2 separate regions of the Homo sapiens genome follow, and region 1 is linked to region 2. A link is a loop called in an ENCODE intact Hi-C map of the cell type or tissue named here. Cell type or tissue: PC-3. All regions are shown on one strand. Each heading gives the region's core, and the rest is flanking DNA. Links, peaks and the distances in the headings are about the cores only.

Region 1 (11,109 bases), core at 1,818-9,817, 230 kb after region 2:
GATCCACCAGTGATGCATAGATACTTTAAAGTTTAAGAAGCTATCATCTAACCCTCAGTCTTCTTGTTGGTAAAATTGGGTGAGCAGTGGCCTAGCTTGGTGGCTCACGCCTGTAATCCCAGCACTTTGGGAGGCTGAGGTGGGCGGATCATGAGGTCAGGAGTTCAAGACCAGCCTGGCCAACATGGTGAAACTAAAAATATAAAAATACAAAAAGTACAAAAATTAGCCAGGCATGGTGGCAGTCGCCTATAATCCTAGCTACTCGGGAGTCTGAGGCAGGAGAATCACTTGAATCGGGGGGGCCCGGAGGTTGCAGTGAGCCGAGATCGCACCACTGCACTGCAGCCTGGGCAACAGAGCAAGACTCCATCTGAAAAAAAAAAAAAAAAGAAAAAGAAAAACCAGACAGGGTCTTGCTCTGTCACTCAGGCTGGAGTGCATGGGCATGATCATAGCTCACTGCAGTCTCAACCTCCTAGGCTCAAGTGATCCTCCCACCTCAGCCTCCCAAATAGCTGGTACTACAGGTGTATACCACCACACCTGGCTAATTAAAAAAATTTTTTTGCCGGGTGCCGTGGCTTACGCCTGTAATCCCAGCACTTTGGGAGGTTGAGATAGATCGCCTGAGGTCAGGAAGTGGAGACCAGCCTGACCAACATGGAGAAACTCTGTCTCTACTAGAAATACAAAAATTAGCCAGGCGTGGTGGAACATGCCTGTAATCCCAGCTACTCGGGAGGCTGAGGCAGGAGAATCACTTGAACCTGGGAGGCAGAGGTTGTGGTGAACCGAGATCGCGCCATTGCACTCCAGCCTGGGCAACAAGAGCAAAACTCCATCTAAAAAAAAAAAAAAAATTTTTTTTTTAGAGACAGGGTCTTGCTATGTTACTCAGGCTGGTCTCAAACTCCTGGGCTCAAGCAATCCTTCTGCCTCAGCCTCCAAAGGACTGGTGTTGGCCCGTGAAATGTGAGTAAAATTTACAGCATGCTAGTTTTAAGTGAAGACCTTAAAAGGCTTCCTGTTTTTCTGCTCACACCTTTGCATTCCTGTGGTCTTCCATGAGAAAAAATATCTCCCAGAAGCTACTGATCTGAGAAAAATGAGAAAACACGTGCAGCAGACCTAACCCAACTCATAGCCTGAACCCAGGCCCAGCCAAGCCCAGCGGGGCACTCAGAGACCCAGTGGAGCCATGGGCCCATGAAGGAGAAAATAAATGTTTGTTGTTGTAAACTGCCAAGATTTTGAATTTGGTTAGGCAGCACAAACTATTTCACTCTGAGTGATGAAATCATCCGAATCATCATCATCTCTGAATGATGAAATAGTTGATTTTTATTTCCTTCCCTATTATTTTCCGTATTTTCCAAGTATATTTGAATGAGTTTGTATTATTTTAAAGAAAAAAGATAAGCCGGGTGCTGTGGCTCATGGCTGTAATCCCAGCACTTTGGGAGGCTGAAGCCTGCGGATTGCTTGCGGTTGGGAGTTCAAGACCAGCCTGGCCAACATAGTGAAACCCTGTCTCTACTAAAAATACAAAAATTAGCCGGGCATGGTGGTGGGCACCTGTAATCCCAGCTACTTGGGAGGCTGAGGCAGGAGAATCATTTGAACCTGGGAAGTGGAGGTTTCAGTGAGCTGAGATCGCATCACTGCACTCCAACCTGGGCGACAGAGACTCCGTGGAAGGAAGGGAGGGAGGGAGGAAAGGAAGGAAGCAAGGAAGGGAGGGAGACAGGGAGGGAGGGATAAAGATAAATAAAAAAGAAGAAAGATACATAAAAAAGGAGGGCCTTCACTATTATGATACAAGATCAAACTCACCTGAACTTACAAAAAGAATGTAAGGCTGGGTGCCATTGCTCATGCCTATAATCCCAGCACTTTGGGAGGCCAAGGTAGGAGGATTGCTTGAGCCCAGGAGTTTGGGACCAGCCCAATCAACATAGTGAGACCCCCATCTCTACAAAAAATAGAAAAAATTAATCCCAGCTACTTGGCAGGCTGAGGTGGGAGGATCACTTGAACCCAGGAAGTTGAGGCTGCAGTGAGTCGTGGTTGTACCACTGCACTCCAGCCTGGCCAACAGAGTGAGACTCTGTCTCAAAAAAAAAAAAAAAAAAAGGAATTTATAAGATTGTTAAAACAACTTTGAATGGTGGCTCACACTTGTAATCCCAGCACTTTGGGAGGCCGAGGCAGGCAGATCACAAGGTCAGGAGATCAAGACCATCCTGGCTAACATGGTGAAAACCCATCTCTATTAAAAATACAAAAAATTAGCTGGGCATGGTGGCAAGCACCTGTAGTCCCAGCTACTTGGGAGGCTGAGAGAGGAGAATCGCTTGAATCCCGGAGGCGGAGGTTGCAGTGAGCCAAGATCGTGCCACTGCACTCCAGCCTGGGTGACAGAGTGAGACTCCGTCTCAAAAAAAATAAAAAATAAAAACAACTTTGAAAACACAAGTATGCTAATTTACATGTATTTTCTCTCATTTCCCTCTCTCTGCACAGTTAACAATGAAGTCAGCATTCACATTTCTATGGCTTTGAATATATGTCTAGTGTTTTGAAAGAGCAGCTATTTCTAAGATTGTGTTTTAGGATCTGATAATATTGTCAGAGGCAGTTAAACCAGAGCAACTCCATCTTGAATAGGGGCTGGGTAAAATGAGGCTGAAAACTGGGCTGCATTCCCAGATGGTTAAGGCATTCTAAGTCACAGGATGAGATATGAGGTCGGCACAAGATACAGGTCATAAAGACCTTGCTGATAAAACAGGTTGCAGTAAAGAAGCCGAAACCAGCCAGGCGCGGTGGCTCATGCCTGTAATCCCAGCACTTTGGGAGGCCAAGGAGAGCAGATTACCTGAGGCTGGGAGTTCGAGAGCAGCCTGGCCAACATGGAGAAACTCTGTCTCTACTAAAAATACAAAATTAGCCGGGCGTGGTGGCACATGCCTGTATTCCCAGCTACTCGGGAGGCTGAGGCAGGAGAATCGCTTGAACCTGGGAGGCGGAGGTTGTAGTGAGCCGGGATCACACCATTGCACTCCAGCCTGGGCAACAAGAGTGAAACAACATCTCAAAAAAAAAAAAAAAAAAAAAAAAAAGAAGCCAAAACCCACCAAAAATCAAGATGGCCACGAGAGTGACCTCTGGTCATCCTCACTGCTATGCTCCCACCAGTGCTGTGACAGCTTACAAATGCCATGCCAACATCAGGAAGTTACCCTACATGGTCTAAAAAGGAGAGGCATGAATAATCCACCCCTTGTTTAGCATATCATCAAGAAATAACCAGTCCAGTTACAGTGGCTCACACCTGTAATCTCAGCACTTTGGGAGGTCGAGACAGGCAGATCACCTGAGGTCGGGAGTTCAAGACCAGCCTGGCCAACATAGTGAAACCCCATCTCTACTAAAAAAAATACAAATATTAGCTGGGCATGGTGATGGGCGCTTGTAATCCCAGCTACTTGGGAGGCTGAGGCAGGAGAAATGCTTGAACTCGGGACGCGGAGGTTGCAGTGAGCCGAGACCGGGCCATTGCACTCTAGCCTGGGCAACAAGAGTGAAACTCCATCTTAAAAAAAAAAAAAAAAAAAAAGATAAGAAGAAAAAAAACATAAAAATTGGCAACCAGCAGCCCTCGGGGCTGCTCTGTCTATGGAGTAGCCATTCTTTTTTCCTTTACTTTCCTAATAAACTTGCTTTCACTTTACTCTATGGACTCAATCTGAATTCTTTCTTGCGCAAACTCCAAGAACCCCCTCTTGGGGTCTGGATCGGGACCCCTTTCCTGTAACAATATCACACAGAAAGGCAAGCTCAGGAGCCTGGAAGACTTTACTCAGATTGAAAGAATTAACACAGACTGAATTCTCTCTCAAGGGGTGATCCTCTAAGAATTCTTTCCTTTCCTATCATCTTTGGTCAGAATAATTTTTTGCTTAATTGATTTTTCTTATTCATTATGGAACATAGTGGGGTGAGAATAGAATCAAGGAAGCAGGAAGGGAACCATCCAAGGAAGAGATGAAGGAAGCAGACGGGGAAGGGAAGAAGACAGATGGGAATGAAGAAAATGGGCCGGAAAGAGGAAACTGATAAGGAGAAGTGGGGAAAAGAGGCAGTAGATAAACCAGGAGGGCTTGGGCCTTGGCCTAGAGAACTGGTGAAAGAGGCTTTTGTTGCTGTTGTGAAACGGGCCCCATTCAAGTCTTCCCTGCTCCCTGAAGCATCTCCAGCCCACTCTGGTGTTTACATCTTCTGAGTTCTGAATTCTGGTCCAGATCTCTTCCCTGAGCTCCACCCTCATCAATCTGATCTCCACCTTGGTGTCTAGTAGATATCTCCAATGCGTCTGACCTTCCCCAACCCTATGTAAGCTCTATGAGGCAGAGATTTGGTGTTGGTTTGTTCACTGCTGTATCCCAGAAGCATGCTTGGCACCAAGCAGACATTCAATAACTATTAGTTGAGTGGATGAATTAATAAACTCCTGTAGCAGCAACAGGCAAGAGTACACAATATGCTTTTACTGCATTGGAATGCTGATGTTTCCTGCTTGTTTAATTTTCCCAGCAGAACTGCAAAAACCCTTTAAGATCAGGGATGCTGTGCTTTTATATTCCTGTTGGCGTTTAGCACACAGCTGTGCCCATTGGTGATTTGTTGACTGATTAAACAGCAAGTCCCACCAACAGTACAAGCTCATGGCTAAAGCCACCTTTCTCAAAGAGTAGGAATCACATGCTAACTCAAGAAAAAAAATATGTTAATTCATATCCACAAACTTCTAAGCACTTCAGCTTGGGCCTTGTGTCATCTTAGTGGTATAATAGTTTTCCTATGTTTGATTCTTGTCCTCTTTAATAGAGTACGTCTCATTTACACATCTGGATTTTAAGCAGAGTTTTTGAGTCTTACTCTCCTCCTATCAGGCCTTCAGTGGCTCACCAGCACGATGTGAGCACACATGAGAAGCTCAGCCCACTCCTGCCTGTAGGCTTCTGACTTTGATTAAAGATAGAGGCCATGCAGTGCTGGAAGCCCCTTGCATACTATGATACAAATCCTTCAAATCCCTGCTAGGCTGAAAGATGGGGTTCTGATTTGCTGCTAGTGACATCACCCTTCTGGTAACCTTCCTCTCCAGATGTGCCTCTGCTCTGTTTATCTTAGAGCCTCATTTCACAGCAGCAAGAAGACACAACAGGAAGCCAATGTCTGAAGCTGTTCCCATCCATGCCAGTTTCTCATAGCCTGTCTTTGACACAAGAGCAGCTCAGAGTCAATTATGTTGGATTCATTCACTAGGAACTTTTTCCCACCAGAGTCCTTGTTGTGGGTGGAGCAGTCTTTTGTTCTAGCTGGTTTGCTGTCTCTGTGGAATTGCTATCAGAATGGCTGTTTGCTATTGGAATGACTAAGAGCTGCATCATTGCTACGTTAGGAAGCAATTATCTGAAAACAAATTCATTTTCTGAGTCATCTAGCCGATTTAGCCTGTGCCACTCTTTCCCCCTTCCACCCCCTAACATTTCACCAGTTAAACAACTAAAATGTCCTCCTATTCATACCTCCTGCTCTATTTGTCAGGAGATTATATATCTGGTTTAGATGGATCAACAGAGTTATTACTTTTCCCTGTGTTACTCAGTCTGTCCTATTCTAATCCTAGATTTATTTTCGAAAGACACATGGTTTTCTGGATTATTTTATCTGGCTTTCACTCCTTTGTGTGCTAGGTGACTAACATTGCACTCATGAGCTCAGCATCCTTGCTTCCTTCTTTCTGCCTTGTTTTAAAGGTATAATATTTTCACATCTTCTTCATATTGCGTATTTGTTTCCTGTGACTGCAGTAACAAATTACCATAAACTAGATAGTTTAAAACAACAGAAATATATTCTCTCACTGTTCTGGAAGCCAGAAGTCTGAAATCTGTATCACTGGTGGAAGCGAGCTGTCAGCAGGGCTGTGGGCCTTTGGAAGGCTCTAGGGAGAATCTGCTTCTTGTCCCTTCCGGCTCCTGGTGGCTGCTGGCTCTCCTTGACATGTGGCCGTATTATTCTAATTTCTGCCTTGGTGGCCACGTTGCCTCCTCTCTTGCTGTGCGTCTAATCTCCCTTTGCCTGGCTTGTGCAAGGACACTTGTGATGGTCCACCCAGATAATCCAGGATAATCTCCCCATGGCAAGATCCTTAAATTAGTCACATACACAAAGCCCGTTTTTCCTTATACAGCAACATTTACAAGTGCTAGGGATTAGGGACTGCTATCTCTGGATGACCATTATTCAGCCAACCACACTTTCAATTCCCTGCTCTCCACAATGCACAGAATATTTTGTATGTAGATTAAAAAGTTGGTGAGGAAGATAAGGGAAGAAAGAGCAAAAGAAAGGAAATAGAGGATAGTCAAAGAGGATTTTTTTGTAATCCTAGCGCTTTGGGAGGCCCAGGAGGGTGGATTTCCTGAGCTCAGGTGTCCGAGACCAACCTGGGCAACCCAGTGAAACCTCATCTCTACTAAAAGACAAAAAAATAGCCAGATGTGACGGCGTGCGCCTGTAGTCCCAGCTACTCGGGAAGCTGAGGCAGGAGAATTGCTTGAACCCAGGAGGCGGAGGTTGCAGTGAGCTGAGATTGTGCCACTGCACACTGTCAGGCTTCTGAGCCCAAGCCTGCAAGTATACATCCAGATGGCCTGAAGCAACTGAAGAATCACAAAAGAAGTGAAAATGGCCGGTTCCCGCCTTGACTGATGACATTACCTTGTGACATTCCTTTTCCTGGACAATAAGTCTCCAGAGCTCCCCACCGAGCACCTTGTGACCCCCGCCCCTGCCAGCAAGAGAACAACCCCCTTTGACTGTAATTTTCCACTACCTACTCAAATCCTATAAAACTGCCCCACTGCTAACTCCCTTTGCTGACTCTCTTTTCGGACTCAGCCCACCTGCACCCAGGTGATTAAAAAGCTTTATTGCTCACACAAAGCCTGTTTGGTGGTCTCTTCACATGGATGCACATGACACACACCAGCCTGGGTGACAGAACTAGACTCTGTCTAAAAAAAGGCCAAGCGCTGTGGCTCATGCCTGTAATCCCAGCACTTTGGGAGGCCGAGGCGGGTGGATCATGAGGTCAGGAGATCGAGACCATCCTGGCTAACACAGTGAAACACCATCTCTACTAAAAATACAAAAAAACTTAGCCGGGTGTGGTGGCGGGCGCCTGTAGTCCCAGCTACTCGGGAGGCTGAGGCAGGAGAATGGCACGAACCCCTGAGGCAGAGCTTGCAGTGAGCCGAGATTGCACCACTGCACTCCAGCCTGGGTGACAGAGAGAGACTCCTTCTCAAAAAAAAAAAAAAAAGAGTGGCCGAGATCGCACCCCTGCACTCCAGCCTGGGTGACAGAGAGAGACTCCTTCTCAAAAAAAAAAAAAAAAAGAGTGTTTTGTTTTTTTTTTGGCTGTGATTTCCTTTTGGCAATAGAGTGGCCCTCCTGGCATGGGCTCCTGCTTCCTGCTTCCTGCTTCCTGGGGAAATATGAGCTTGCAGGAGGTACCCTACTCTGGCAGCCGAAGGACGCACAGACATTCTTTTCCCCTTCTCCTTGGTAGTTGGGGCACTGGCATATGATACCGGCTACACCAATCAGACATTCCTACCCAGGATTTTTGACTTTTGAGGGCATTAGTACCTGCATGTCAGGAGAATGACAGATTGTTTCCAGGGTGGCAGGGTCAAGAGTCCAGGAGCAGCAAGGGCCCGTGTCTGGCGGCTGTGGCAGTGGCACTTGCCTCCTACTCTGACTGTTGCAGTGGCAAGACCTGTCCGAGTTCTTTCTCTGCTTTTTGGTCTCCCCAGGTTCCTGCTCACTCCCCTACCCTTGTTCTCCCACATATCTGCATATTCAGTGACCTGCTGAGTACCCAGCCAGGACATTCCAAATTATTTATTATTATTATTATTTTACGTATTTATTTATTTTGAGATGGAGTTTCGCTCTTGTTGCCCAGGCTGGAGTACAATGGTGCGATCTTGGCTCACTGCAACCTCCGCCTCCCAGGTTCAAATGATTCTTCTGCCTCAGCCTCCCGAGTAGCTGGGATTACAGGCATGTGCCACCAAGTTTGGCTAATTTTGTATTTTTGGTAGAGATGGGATTTCTCCATGTTGGTCAGGCTGGTCTTGAACTCCCGACCTCAGGTGATCTGCCCTCTAAGGCATCCCAAAGTGCTGTGATTACAGGCGTGAGCTACTGGGCCAGACCTATTATTATTATTTGGAGGCAGGGACTCACTCTGTTGCCCAGGCTGGAGTGCAGGGGCATGATCTCGGCTCACTGAAATCTCTGCCTCTTGGGCTCAAGTGATCCTCCCACCTCAGCCTCCCAAGTAGCTGAGACTATAGGCACACACCACTATGCCCCGCTAATTCTTATTTTTTTTGTAGAGATGAGGTTTTGTCATGTTGCCTAGGCTGGTCTTGAACTCCTCGGCTCAAGTCATCTGCCTGTCTCGACCTCCCAAAGTGCTGAGATTACAGGTGTGAGCCACTGCACCTGGCTTATCCCAAATTTTTAGTTTAGTAGGCAGTTAACTTGGCTGAACTCAAATTCTGAATTTTGCCTCCCCCGTGGTGAGTGAACAGCTGAAGCCTCTGTTATTTTAGCCTTATCTGAACTGCTTGGAGTCTACCCTGTGCATGCATAGTTGGAGATCTGCCAGATACTTGGGTAGCCTCCCCCTGCAGCTGGGAACCAGAGTTGTCAGGTGTGCTGTCCTGAGCCAATATATACACATATACAAATGAATTGGCTCATGTAGTTATGGAGGTTGAGAAATCCCAAGATCTGCAGTTGCCAAGCTGGAGACCCAGGGGAACAAATGATGTAAATTCCAGTCCAAGTCCAAGCCCAAAGGCAGAAGCCTAATGTTCCCAGCGCAAAAACAGTCAGCCAGAGAGAACAAATGTTGTTATATTCAGCCTTTTTGTTGTATTCAGGCCTTCAACGATTGAATGAGGCCCACAGACATGGGGGAGGGCAATTTGCTTAACTCAGTCAACCTATAGAAATGTTCATTTCATCCAGAAACACCCTCAGCGTTACACTCAGAATAATGTTTAACCAAATATCTGAGCATCCCGTGGTCCAGTCAAGTTGACACATAAAATGCACAGATAAAATCCAGACTTTTTTTTTTTCTTTTGAGACGGAGTCTCACTCTGTTGCCCAGGCTAGAGTGCAGTGGTGCGATCTTGGCTCACTGCAAGCTCTGCCTCCTGGGTTCATGCCATTCTCCTGCCTCAGCCTCCCAAGTAGCTGGGACTACAGGCACCAACCACCACGCCCGGCTAATTTTTTGTATTTTTAGTAGAGACGGGGTTTCATCGTGTTAGCCAGGATTGTCTCGATCTCCTGACCTCGTGATCCAACCGCCTCGGCCTCCCAAAGTGCTGGGATTACAGGCGTGAGCCACTGCACCCGGCCTTTTTTTTTTTTTTTTTTTTTTTTTTTTGAGATGAAGTTTCGCTCTTGTTGCCCAGGCTGGAGTGCAATGGCGCGATCTTGGCTCACTGCAACCTCCGCCTCCTAGGTTCAAGCGATTCTCCTGCCTCAGCCTCCCGAGTAGCTGGGATTACAGGCACCCGCCACCATGCCCGGCTAATTTTTGTATTTTTAGTAGAGACGGAGTTTCACCACGTTGGCCAGGCTGGTCTCGAACTCCTGACCTCAGGTGATCCGCCTGCTTCGGCCTCCCAAAGTGCTGGGATTATAGGCGTGAGCCACCACACCCGGCTAAAATCCAGACTTTTATGGCAGATGGAAAGGCAAGGGAAGCTGGTTAAAATGAAGATTCTTCGGATCCACCGGTCACCTGCTGAATCTTTGCCCCAAGAAATCTGTGTTTTTAACAAGTTTCTCAGGCCAGGTGCGATGGCTCATGCCTGTAATCCCAGCACTTTGGGAGGCTGAGGCAGGTGGATCACCTGAGGTCAGGAGTTCGAGACCAACCTAGTCAACATGACAAAACCGTGTCTTTACTAAAAATACAAAAACTAGCCAGGCTTGGTGGTGGGCACCTGTAATCCCAGCTACTCGGAAGGCTGAGGCAGGAGAATCGCTTGAACCCAGGAGGCAGAGGTTGCAGTGAGCTGAGACTGTGCCACTGCACTGCAGCCTGGCGACAGAGCGAGACTCTGTCTCAAAAAAAAAGGAGCGTCTCAAAGATTTCTGATTTACATTATAATAGAACTGCTGCTTGAGATTCTGGAAAGATTCATTAATTTCATAATATATGGACTTAACACTCAATCTGAAGGATGTTAGAATAACAAGAATAATCATGGGAAATGGTCGAGGTCTTTCTCCTGATGGTATACGGGCCATTTTCAAGTGGGATGGGAGTAGTTAATGTGTGATCTATGTGTTGATCTCATACAGGGCAGAAACCAATTTGAGCAAGTAATGCCCCAGGGCACACCCCCTTACTCACCCACACCTCAAAATAATTTTACCAACTGTTTGTTCAAAGTCCAAGTGACAAAGGGCAGTGCTGGTTGTCATTGTTCTTGGGTGAGTCATACTATACTGCTTTCTAATTCTTCTTCCTCCTCAAACCTGCTTTCTTCCCATCTTCTAGGGGTTGAGGATTGTTTTTTTTTTAATCACACTCCACAAATGTGAACCTTCTTCTTTTTTTTTTTTTTTTGAGACGGAGTCTTGCTCTGTCGCCCAGGTTGAAGTGCAGTGGCGTGATCTCTGCTCACTGCAAGCTCCGCTTCCCGGGTTCACGCCATTCTTCTGCCTCAGCCTCCCAAGTAGCTGGGACTACAGGCACCTGCCACCACGCCCGGCTAGTTTTTTGTATTTTTAGTAGAGATGGGGTTTCACCGTGTTAGCCAGAACGGTCTCGTTGTCCTGACCTCGTGATCCGCCCGCCTCGGCCTCCCAAAGTGCGGGGATTACAGGCTTGAGCCACCACACCTGGCTGAACCTCTTTTTTCTATCACACTACCAGGATCTCTCTTTCTCCTAACTGTGCATGTGTGTGTTTGCACACGTGTGTGTATGTGT
Region 2 (11,109 bases), core at 1,272-9,271:
AACAAACAAACAAACAAACAAACAAACAAGGGCCGGGCACAGTGGCTCACTCCTGTTATCCCAGCACTTTGGGAGGCCAAGGCGGGCAGATCACGAGGTCAGGAGATCAGACGATCCTGGCCAACATTGTGAAACCACGTCTCTACTAAAAATACAAAAATTAGCCGGGCGTAGTGGTGCGTGTCTGTAATCCCAGCTACTCGGGAGGCTGAGGCAGGAGAAGCACTTGAATCCGGGAGGCGGAGATTGCGGTGAGCTGAGATCCCGCCACTGCACTACAGCCTGGTGACAGGGTTAGACTCCATCTCAAAAAAAAAAAAAAAAGAAAGAAATGTTTGTGAATATTTTTCAACCAGTATGACATAAAAATGCTCCTGGTGTGTTTTGAAGTTTTGGGCTTTTCTCCTTCCCCTTTGACAAATATTAACCAAGAAGTGATATACAGAAGAAGTTGTAATGATAGTGGAAAGAAGAGGGTAACTGGTTGTGTGTGTATGTGCATGCACATATATATATACTACATGGGTTGATGCAAATTGCAATTGGTTACATTTGCAGATTACCATTTGAGTCAGACTTTTCAAAATGAGTAGTAAAATTTGCTTTTAACTTAAAACTATCCTAGAAATAAAATTTATTTTTAAAATGATTACTGAACAGAATCCCTGTGTATTGAGCACCACCAACACATTCCCATGATAGTAAGGGTTGAGCGTATGCTACTGAATTAAGTTGAAAGACCACTAAGTGCACAGGAAGACCCGAGTTACTTATGGACAGATGTCTGAAGTGGTGTAGGACTGTGGAACTCACAGAGTTTATGAGCTAAAAAAAGTTGTGTGAAACACTGGATATGTGTGATTATTCCTTGGTCCCACTTCTCTCAGCAGGGTGATCATGTCAACGTGAGGTGTGATTAGCACATACACAGCAAGGATATAGCCATTCTGTACTTGGCTCTTTCCCTCTGAGCCCAGGCTTGGCTCCATAATCCTTCTCAACACAATTGCCCCAGGTGGCTATAACCAATCACTGAAACTGTCATGTGGGATGAAGCCTTAAGTCATCTGGGTAAGACCTAGAGAGTTGTGGCACAGGAAACTTACATCTTTAACATGGTTCTACCAATATTCTTGTTCATGCTTATCTCTAAAGTGTAGATAAAATCTTCAAGAAGGTTTGAAGGCAAAATAGAGAAATGTTTATTTGTTCAACAAATATTTGTGGAACACCAACTGTGTGCTAGGCCTGGTGCAAGGCTCTAAGAGGGAGGGGTACAAGGTTGAGTGAAAATAGGTTTAGGTCCTTGTCATTTAAAGTCTAGTGGGAGAGACAGACAAATTAAGAAATCACAAAAAGTGCAATTGTAAAATAAGATTACCAGCATTAGAACTATATCATCCATTGAATGCAATTTATTCTATAGAAGCACAAGTCTAAGAATGTCATGGGAGTTATGTTTAAAGGACAAACATGCTACAGATTATTAGAGAAAATAGAGTAAGTGAAGTCTTGCAACAATTTCTTTGGTTATACTAACTAGACGTTAAAAAAAAAGCAATGCAAATTTTCTTTCAGAGGATCAAAATAGATACCTGAAATATCTATTTCAGGACAAAATAAACACCCTCTCCTTACTAGGTAAACAAAATGTGCTCAGAACCTTTCCACAATTCCCCCACACTCAGACGATCTCCCTGGAGCAGTTACATTCACACAAGTTAGAGTAGAAAGATAGGAATGTTCAAACCATTTTAATATAATAATAACTAGGTATATGATTTTAAAGTAAATTTATATTTTAATGTTTATAACATTATAACAATATTATAATAATATAATAAATATTAAAACAGTTTATAAGGTGATGACATGTTACAATATTATAACAAGTGTTATACAATACTGTTATAATAATAACAATATTATAACAATTATAATAATTTAACAATATAATGTCCAAATATTATAAAATATTACGACAATAATTATATGTTGGCCAGTCATGGTGGCTCATGCCTGTAATCCCAACAGTTTGGGAGGCCAAGGTAGGAGGATCACTTGAGCCCAGGAGTTTGAAATCAGCCTGGGCAACATAAGGAGACAAATAATAATTTAAAAAATTTTAAAAATAAGCCAGGTATGGTGCTGCACTCCTGTGGTCCCAGCTACTTGGGAGGATCATCCGAGCCTGGGAGGTCAAGGCTGCAGTGAACCATGATCACCCCATTGCACTCCAGCCTGGGTGACAAAGCAAGGCTCTCTCTCTCTCTCACTGTGTGTGTGTGTGTGTGTGTGTGTGTGTGTGTGTGTGTATACATACATATGTGTGTGTTATATAACAATTATAAGTCATATAATTAATATAGTATCATTTTCCCTTAGATTCTGTCTGAAAGGAAAGGAATGGGTTCTGAGTCTGATGAACATCAGCCTATCAGAAAAGAACAAAAGACTAGAGTTTGAGGAAAAGCAAGAAGTACCCTAGAGAAGGTTAGGAGCTAAAGGAAGTAAGAATTTTTTCCAAGACCAAAAGGAAACAAGAGGATACAGTAAAGAGGAAACAGGGTCTGGGGCTGGGTTGGGCATTAGGAAAAGGTGTTCAAGAAGAGAGAGAGCGCATTGCCCAGGAAGAACTGGGTGGGCAGATCTGATAAGGGACCACCATGAGGGCTATTGGTGCTCAGGAACTGCTTGGGAGCTGGGCCATCAGCTGCAGTTGGCTCTACTTTCATTCATGGGAGTGTCACCCCTGCCTGCACCAGGGAACTCTGGTAACCATCCTCCCTTGGTGCCCACGAGGACTTCATTCCTCCAGCATCCTCCCCCACTGACTCATAGGAACACTCACTTCATCCCCAGTGAAGCTGGGGAGCCAGCTTCACTACCCAATGCACATAATACCCCAAGACACTCATGAACCGAAGGAGAGGGAGAGGACTGATGGAGTCCTAGATTGGACCCTCAGTGGAGTGGGTGTGAGGAAGCATCTCCCACCTGTACTTGGGGGTGGAGTAGGGTGCTGAATTAATCAAGAAATGTGAAAGCATTTAACTCTGTAGGAGTCTTCTCCTTTCCTCCCTTCCCTTTTTTCCCTGAGGTGGAGCAAGTTATTGACAATTCTCTTATAATATAAAATATTTAAAAATATAAGAAAGGAAATTAAAATGATTCGAAGGAAACATTGGAATGCCACAACTACATATTTACCTTCTTGCTGTTTCAAGGAAGATCCTGGTCATGATCCCATCGTTTATTGATATGTACTTCTCGCCGTGTGTTAGTTCATGAGGATTCAATCTGAGATCATGATGAGTAAATATTTAATTACCAAAGTTATAGATTAGTTTCTTGGAACAGTCTCCTGATGAGCAAGGACAGAATGTAAGCCTAACAACTTCTTTATTATCATCATACACTTATTAAATATAGTCATGGCATTTCATTTGGCATTGAATATGTCTGCATATAAAATAGCCATGAACAAATTAAGATTCATCTGAATGTGTACCAAAACCCTAGAAGAGAAAGACAAAGTTGGATGCTTATGTAGCTCATTAGGGTTACAGAGGATTCCAAATAGTATAGAATTAACTTGATAAATGGGTGAAATGCTTTAGTTGTAACACAGACATGTGTTATGTAGTAAAGTAACAACTTCTAGACAGAGACACGTTAACTAAATCTCAGTTCTGTTACCCACATTAGCTGTGTGACTTTAGGCAAGTTACTTAAGCGCTCTGTGTTTCAGGTTTCCTCATATGTCAGATGGAGATTAAATAATAGAGTGGAAAGCTCTAAATTTAGAACCTAGCACATAGCAAGTTTGCAATGAATATTAATTATTGTTGTTCTGTTTTATAAATAGTGTTTGCTACATGCCAGGAGCTGGTTTAATTACTTTTCAAAAATAATTATTTATGTGCTAGGCACTGTTTTAAGCACTGTATTGATATTAACTCATTTAATTATCATAACAGTCTTGTGGGATAGGTATCATCATCATCATCACCATCATCATCATCATCACCTCCATTTCACAGAGAACAAAAATGAAGTCCAGAGATTAAGTAACTTGCTTAAGATAATACAGCCAGAAAGAGTCAGAGCTGGGATTCAAATTCAGACAGTCTGCTTCCAGAGGCAGTGCTCTTAATTCACATGTTACTGTCTCATCATCGTCATCATCATGAACCATAAATTCAGGTTTATGCATCAGCATGAGGCATTAATGTATACATGTTATTAATTGATTATTAAAGTTTTATCTACACAATAGATGGTTTAATATGATGCGTACATTATTCTTGTAAACTAAATTACATTTTAAGTGCAAAAGTGGGCTTGCTAATGAAAAAGTAGATATAGAACCATTCTAGAAAGCTTAAAAAGATTAATAGGAGCACAAATCTGCAAGGAAAGTTAGAGTTCATTGACAGTTCCCTGTCTTTTTATAGGATGGCCAACAGATCATTCTATTAATACATCCTACTTGCCTCTCAAGTTATTATAATGACCAAATGTGAAAGCGCTTTGTAAACTGTTTTTTAAAAACAAAGCTCTGTAGAAATGTAAGCTATAATGACCTGTCTTTTATACCCTACAAGATTCAGAACAGTATTCATTTGTGTGACATATACATGCATTCACATCCTTGGGAAATTTCTCAAGGGATATATAACATTCTGTCCATGTTGGCTACCACTGGAGAAGTGGGATTTCTGCTCTGACAGGGACTTCATTTCTCTCAGATCCTTTTTACTGAGACCAAATGACGTCTTGAAGAAGTAACACAAAACACAATTGACCAGAAGGTGGCAATAAAGCATTGACATTTTCAAAAGGTTTCAGGCACAAGTTTAAGGACTAACACGGTATTGTCTATCTGAAGAGCCAAAATGTTGCCTGGAGCTTCTAATGGTCCACATTCTGGGCCTGATGTTCTTCAGATGATTATGGAATTAGAGGCCTGTGTTCAACTATGAGGAGCAACTCCCCACCTTCCCACCATCACCCCAGGTGTCCCTACCCTGGAGGAGCCCAGACAAGAGGTGACTTGAATGTAGTGAGATAAATGCCAGTGCCAGGAATGCGCAGGGAGCTCCAGGAATGCTCAGGGTGCTCCAGGAGCAGGACTATTTATCTGAAGAGTATGTCCCCATCTTGGGGCATTATGGGAGGAAATTAACATGAAACTAAGAATCCCCACTTGAGTTAACTTTATTGTGTAAGTGGAATGATTATTGTGATAGTGTAATTATGTTATTTTTAATCCTTTGGTGAAGTTTTCCTATGTACCCATTTTACTGCATCTAGCAATGTGATGTCTTCTTGTTCTTCATCTAAGGAATGGGAAAGAATGTCGGGAGAAACGGGTGTACTCTTTAATTTGGTCCCCCACACCTTCTATCTCAGGTAATCAAAGAAGAGGATCCTAAGAAGACTCCCTTACTTCTGGGAGGTGCACATTAGTGCTGGATAGAGTAGGCTGGGCCCAGGTTTGTTAGAGAAAAAATCATTCTGACCCTTATTAACATGGTAAGGAGGATCCTAATCAGAACTATTGCAATAGGTAAAAGTGTCAAGACCATTGCAATAGGGGAGAGAGACTGGGTTCAACACTGAATACGACAAGAACAAGTGGAGATTTACAGCCAAGGAGCAGGTTGGGAGTAATGGTGGATGGAAATTTACTAAGAAGAGAAATCAAAGACGGGGCATTCTTGCTAGAGTGGCCAAACAAGGCTCTTGCTGAGGGCAGGAAAGGCTGATGAGATATCAAGGGTAGGGTATGAGGAATTTGATTGACATCAACAGCGATCAAATATTGAGGGTGGGGGATTCTCTCTAAATTGACTTTGTGGGATTCTTGTGAAAACTGGGCTATGCACGTTGAGGCCTAGTTGAGAAGAGGGCTCAGGAGAGATTGACTAAAGTTTGGTCAAGGAGAGAGTCTTTGTTAGGTCCAAATGTACAGAGAGCATCAATACCTTATTTTATTATTATTATTTTTTGAGACAGGGTCTTGCTGTGTCACCCACGCTGGGGTGCAGTGGTGTGAATTCGGTTCACTGCAGCCTTGACCTCCCAGGCTCAAGCAATCCTACCACCTCAGCCTCCTGAGTAGCTGGGATCATAGGGAAGCACCACTGTGCCTGGCTAATTTTTGTATTTTTACTACAGATGGGCACTTGCCCTATTGCCCAGGACAGTACCTTAATTTAATGCAGAATCTGCTTCATAAACTGGCAGAGTTTTGATCTTCTGCCAAGTGGCTAGACAGCCACAGAGATTCAGTGGGAATATGAATGTTTGTATATTTTGCCATATATATTTTATTCCAATATAAAATTGTTAGAGAATTTATTTGCATAAACTTATAAGAACATGTGTTTGGGTACTTCTCTTTAACAGCACAGTTCTTACTTCAATTAATCTGTATATATTGATAAGCAATGTACCTCACCTGTGTTATGGCTGTGTTGCTTTTGCTGGGAACTTGAAGAACCAAGCGTGTTTATGGGAGACGTGTAGGCTGGCTTACACCCTGACTTTCAAAAACCAGGTTAATCCTTAGCTCTTTAGCAGTTCTAACTAGGATGATACAATAGCTGGAAGATTAAAATATAATTAAATAGTAATCCATAGCCTTCTGAAGACCCTTATTTAAAAAAAAAAAAAAACCACAGAACAAAGACGTGCTAAGTATCTTCAAGTTTTTATGGGGTTTAAGTATGCACATGCTTATTAAACTCTTTCTGTGTCATTAACTTTGTAGGTGCCATTCTCTTTTTTCTTTTTTTTTAGAGATGGGGTCTTACTTTGTTGCCCAGACTGGAGTGCAGTGGTGCAATCATGGCTCACTGCAGCCTCAAACTTCTGGGCTCAAGCAATCTTCCCACATCAGCCCACCTAGTAGTTGGGACCACAGGTGAATGCCACCATGCCTGGCTAACTTTATTTTTTTATTTTTTATTTTTTTAGAAATGGAGTCTTGCTATATTGTCCAATCTGGTCTCAAACTCCTGGGCTCAAGCGATCCTCCCACCTCAGCCTCCAAAAGTGCTGGGATTACAGGTGTAAGCCATCATGCCCAGCCTTGTAGGTGTCATTTTCAGTGATGGCTAATGTGAATGTAATATTGGATAATTCAGGAATTAACGCATACTGATGTAGAGAAAAGTGGTATGTGAAGCTGTGTCTGCATCTTGTGCTCACTTGTCAAATTGAATAATGTTAGCTACAGCATTATATCACAGACAAAAGACAATAATTACAAAACAGCAGACAAAGGAGCTTTAATTAATCACAGCAGATGATACCGGTGAACCAATTCATTTGAAAACATGTAACTTGTATAATTTATCCTCCCTTCCTATATGAACCATGCCATTGGCTCACCAAATGATAGATGAAGGGAAATTTCTCTTTATAGAAAGATTTCAAGTGATAAGTAAAGAAGGAATGGTGGAATTAGAATATCAGCATTTCATAGCCCCTAATAAATTAATGGACCTAAATATCAATCATCAATATCTGCAAACCAGATATTATGTGTCTCTTGACAGAGGCCCATAACAATACCTACAAATTTGTCCTGCCCCAGAATTCTAAACTGAATCTGCACGCAAGCCTCTACCAATTTATAGGAAGTCAAATATTCTCACTTGAATGGGCATATCTCAGGTTTGATCATATAATTTGAGGACCTGGAGGTGGCCAAAGGGTTGTGGAAAAGCACATGTTCCCATTCTTCCAGCTTGATCCCTCTCAGAGATTTTTGACATGACTAAGAGGTTACCCACCCGCCCCCACTACCCAGCCAAGAAAATGAAGCTCCACCTTAAATGCTTACAGGATTCACTTGAGAATCTTTTAAAATGACCAATGTGTGGTTTCACCTTGACCTATTGAAGCAGGACTTTGGAGATATGGCCTAGTACATTTCAAAAGCTGCCCAGGCAATTCCAATGGGCAACCAGGGTAAAGAATATATTTGGAGACGCACAAAAAGGCAGGATAAAATGATCATTCTACATATTTGCGTAGTAAGTTGAATTTTCAAAAACTCAACAACCTTTCCCATTGCTTCATTGACCCCCTGAAGCCCATCTATGAACCCAGAATAGGAATGGTTATCAGCATAAAAAGCAAAGCTGAAATGGAGAGGTCATTCAGAAGGGAAATAAGATAGGACCGATCCAAGCTCCAAGATGGAATCACTCAAGAGCAGGAGTGAGATCTGGCAACACCATGTAGTGAAGTCTCAAACTGGTTGGCAGGCAGTGGAAGTCTAATAGGATGATAAGGATGAGGCTCAGGAAGGTGCAGGCTGCAAGGTGAGTCAGACTGCGGGTTGCCCCATAGCAGAGGCCAGGAACCTTGAGTCTCTTGAGTCAGAGGACTGCCACAGGAAGAGGTCCAGCATGAGTTTCCTGGAAAACAGGTTGACTGTGAAGTCTTCTTTGCAGAAGCAAAGGCATCAGTGGGCCATGCATGAAGCTCTTTTGTTTCATGAGGAACACTTGCTAAGAAGAATTAGGTTCTCTCCTACTCATGTAGACACTGATGCTGTGGAAATCTGCTTTGTGAGTTAAGGTCAAAGAGGGAGATGGTAAGTCAGGAACTGAACATTTCCTGGGTACTTACCATGTGCCAAATTCTTTCACCTATTTCTTTGGTGAATTTTTTGCTCTAAACTGGGACCTCTCAGTCTGAGGGAAGGCACACATCCATGTTAGACAGATTTGGCTCACTTTGAATGTTCTAGTTTATATCCTTCCAAAATAGAGTTAATTGGGGCTCGAAGGATATTTTTTAATGTACCAGGGATTTTGTTTTGGTTTAGTTAGGATGAGACAAATAGATCAGAAGACTATTGCCATTGAAAATACAGCTTGTGGTGGGGTGCAGTGGCTCACACTTGTAAATCCAGCTCTTGGGAGGCTGAGATGGGATGATTACTTGAGCCTAAGACTTTGAGACCAGCCTGGGCAACTAGTGAGACACCATCTCTACATAAATAATAATAATAATAATTAAAATTTAGCTGGACATAGTGGTGCCTGCAGTTCCAGGTACTGGAAAGGCTGAGGCAGGAGGATCACATGAGCCCAAGAATTCAAGACTACAGTGAGATATTATCGTGCCACTGCACTCCATCCTGAATGACAGAGGGAGACCCTGTCTTAAAAAAAAAAAAAAAGAATAAATAAAATTCACAGCTCCCAAGAATAGGGGGCGAGCCACACAGGGAAGCACCAGAGTTGATCAGGAGAGAGAAGGAAGGAGGGAAAAGCTTGTATTGTGTTTCCATGGAAGGAATGGGTGAGGAAGGGTGAGCAGCTGAGCAGGCTGGGCACGCACTGGATACATTGAAGAATCTCGGCGGGCTCTGAACTACAGGGTGATCTCTGGTTAGCCAGTACCTGGGTCTGGGGTGGCTGAGGAGAAGGGGATAGTGTCCCAGGCTGCAGAAGCCTGATATAAAGAGGTGGGTGGGGTATGGGCCCAGATTGGTTGGTTTGCATATCAAAGGTATGCTCTCACAGGCAAGTTGCTTGCCATCTATAGGAATCAGCTGCGCCCTGTGAGGGACAGTTTCTCCTCAGGTCGGCAAGGGCCCAAGATGACAAAGCTTCATAAAATAAAAAAATTTAAAAAAAAAATTAAACATGATTAATACAAAAAGCCTTATTTCTAACTTCTAAAATACTGTCTATGTCAACCAACAAAGTAACTCATATAATTGGAAAGCATTGAATAAGCAACATCATCTGATTTAATCTAATTAATACTAGTAGGTAACATTTCACTAGTTTCTTCTATGTGCAACCTCTTGTGCTAAGTACTTCAATGCTTAATTGTATTTAAGACACATATTTTTATCTTGATTGTAATAGTAGTTACATGAATCTATACATGGGATGAAATGCCATAGAATTATGTAAAACCCTACCCTTGCTCCCGAAAGAAGAGTGTGTGCAAAAACTGGTGAAATTTGAGTATGAACTGAGTCTAGTTAATTGCATTGTGCCAATCAATTTCCTGGTTTTGATAGTGAACTGTAGTTATGGAAGATGTCACCATTGGGGTAAGCTAGGTGGTGGATACCTGGTACCTCACTATACTGTTCTTGCAACTTCTTATGAATCTACAATTATTTCAAAATAAAAAGTTAAAAGAAAACGCTTTGACACCAATATTATTTTGCCCATGAGGAAATTGAGGCTTGGTGAGAGGTTAAGTAACCTGCCTAAGGTCACTCAGCTAGTAAGTGACAGTGTGATTCTAACCCAGAGCCAACCTCCCATCAACATAGATTATATTATTCAACATAATCTTTAAATAAAATATATGGGATGTGTCCAGGTTCCAATATGATCTGAAAAGTATGTAAATAAATTCAATTATACGATGGTGCTTGAAAGTTAAAACTGCAGCATACTTAAAACTTAGTATAGAAATTGTGACCGGTCTGTATCAAGAAACAATGAGATGATGGCACTCCATTTTATAGGTTTCTTTCAGCAATGAATTGTAAAATGTCAACACTTTCCTTTTTACTATTGAAATACCAGAGATCAGATTAATGGTTATATAAAGGTTTTATTCATTTACCAAGAAAAATTTTAGATCTGAGTCATAAATAACAGACAATGCACTTATTTTGTACAATTTAATCCTCTCTAATGGCAAAAAAAAATCTGGCGACACATTTCCAGAATTCTAATTCCATTGTAAGTAGATGAATCATAGCACTTTGTATGACATACTTGTTAAAAAGCGTTTTCACTTCATTTAGTCTTAATTGCAGTGGCGATACGCAGTGCTGAATCGATTGAGTACTCATATCTGATCTCAAGGTCTATAAAATGTCAGAAACACATAGTAATCAGAGATCTAGTACTTTTTCTTTAACATATTATATGTCTATAGAATTAAATTCATAAATACAATCTTTACAGTTTTATTATCCACTTCATTTCATTTTCCAAATGTTCTCAGTTACTTTTACCCTTGGCTATTTCTTTTATTTGGTTTAGTGTGACATGGTCTTATAGAACTTCTGATAATTTGGTATCATAGGCATAAATAATCCAGGATGCC

The links. Hi-C counts contacts between places; a loop is a spot of excess contacts. Peaks named below come from ENCODE experiments on the same cell type or tissue, not always from the same donor. Only the 100,000 strongest peaks of a DNase experiment are listed, where the experiment ranks them.
Region 1: it touches region 2 in a loop (3-fold over the local background); 6 of 110 quality-filtered maps call a loop at or near these places.

The regions. Positions count from the first base shown.
Region 1 is chr5:76,785,137-76,796,245 of GRCh38, reverse strand. No RefSeq gene overlaps it. Among named protein-coding and RNA genes, the nearest start is that of F2RL1, 28 kb to the left of the region's middle. In PC-3, for the core only: no CTCF peak of the experiment used is centred there; DNase peaks (open chromatin) are centred at 5,385 and 5,775; H3K4me3 peaks cover 1,539 bases; H3K27ac peaks cover 5,698 bases.
Region 2 is chr5:77,010,072-77,021,180 of GRCh38, reverse strand. No RefSeq gene overlaps it. Among named protein-coding and RNA genes, the nearest start is that of AGGF1, 15 kb to the left of the region's middle. In PC-3, for the core only: a CTCF peak has its summit at 4,816 (motif pointing right); a DNase peak (open chromatin) is centred at 8,380.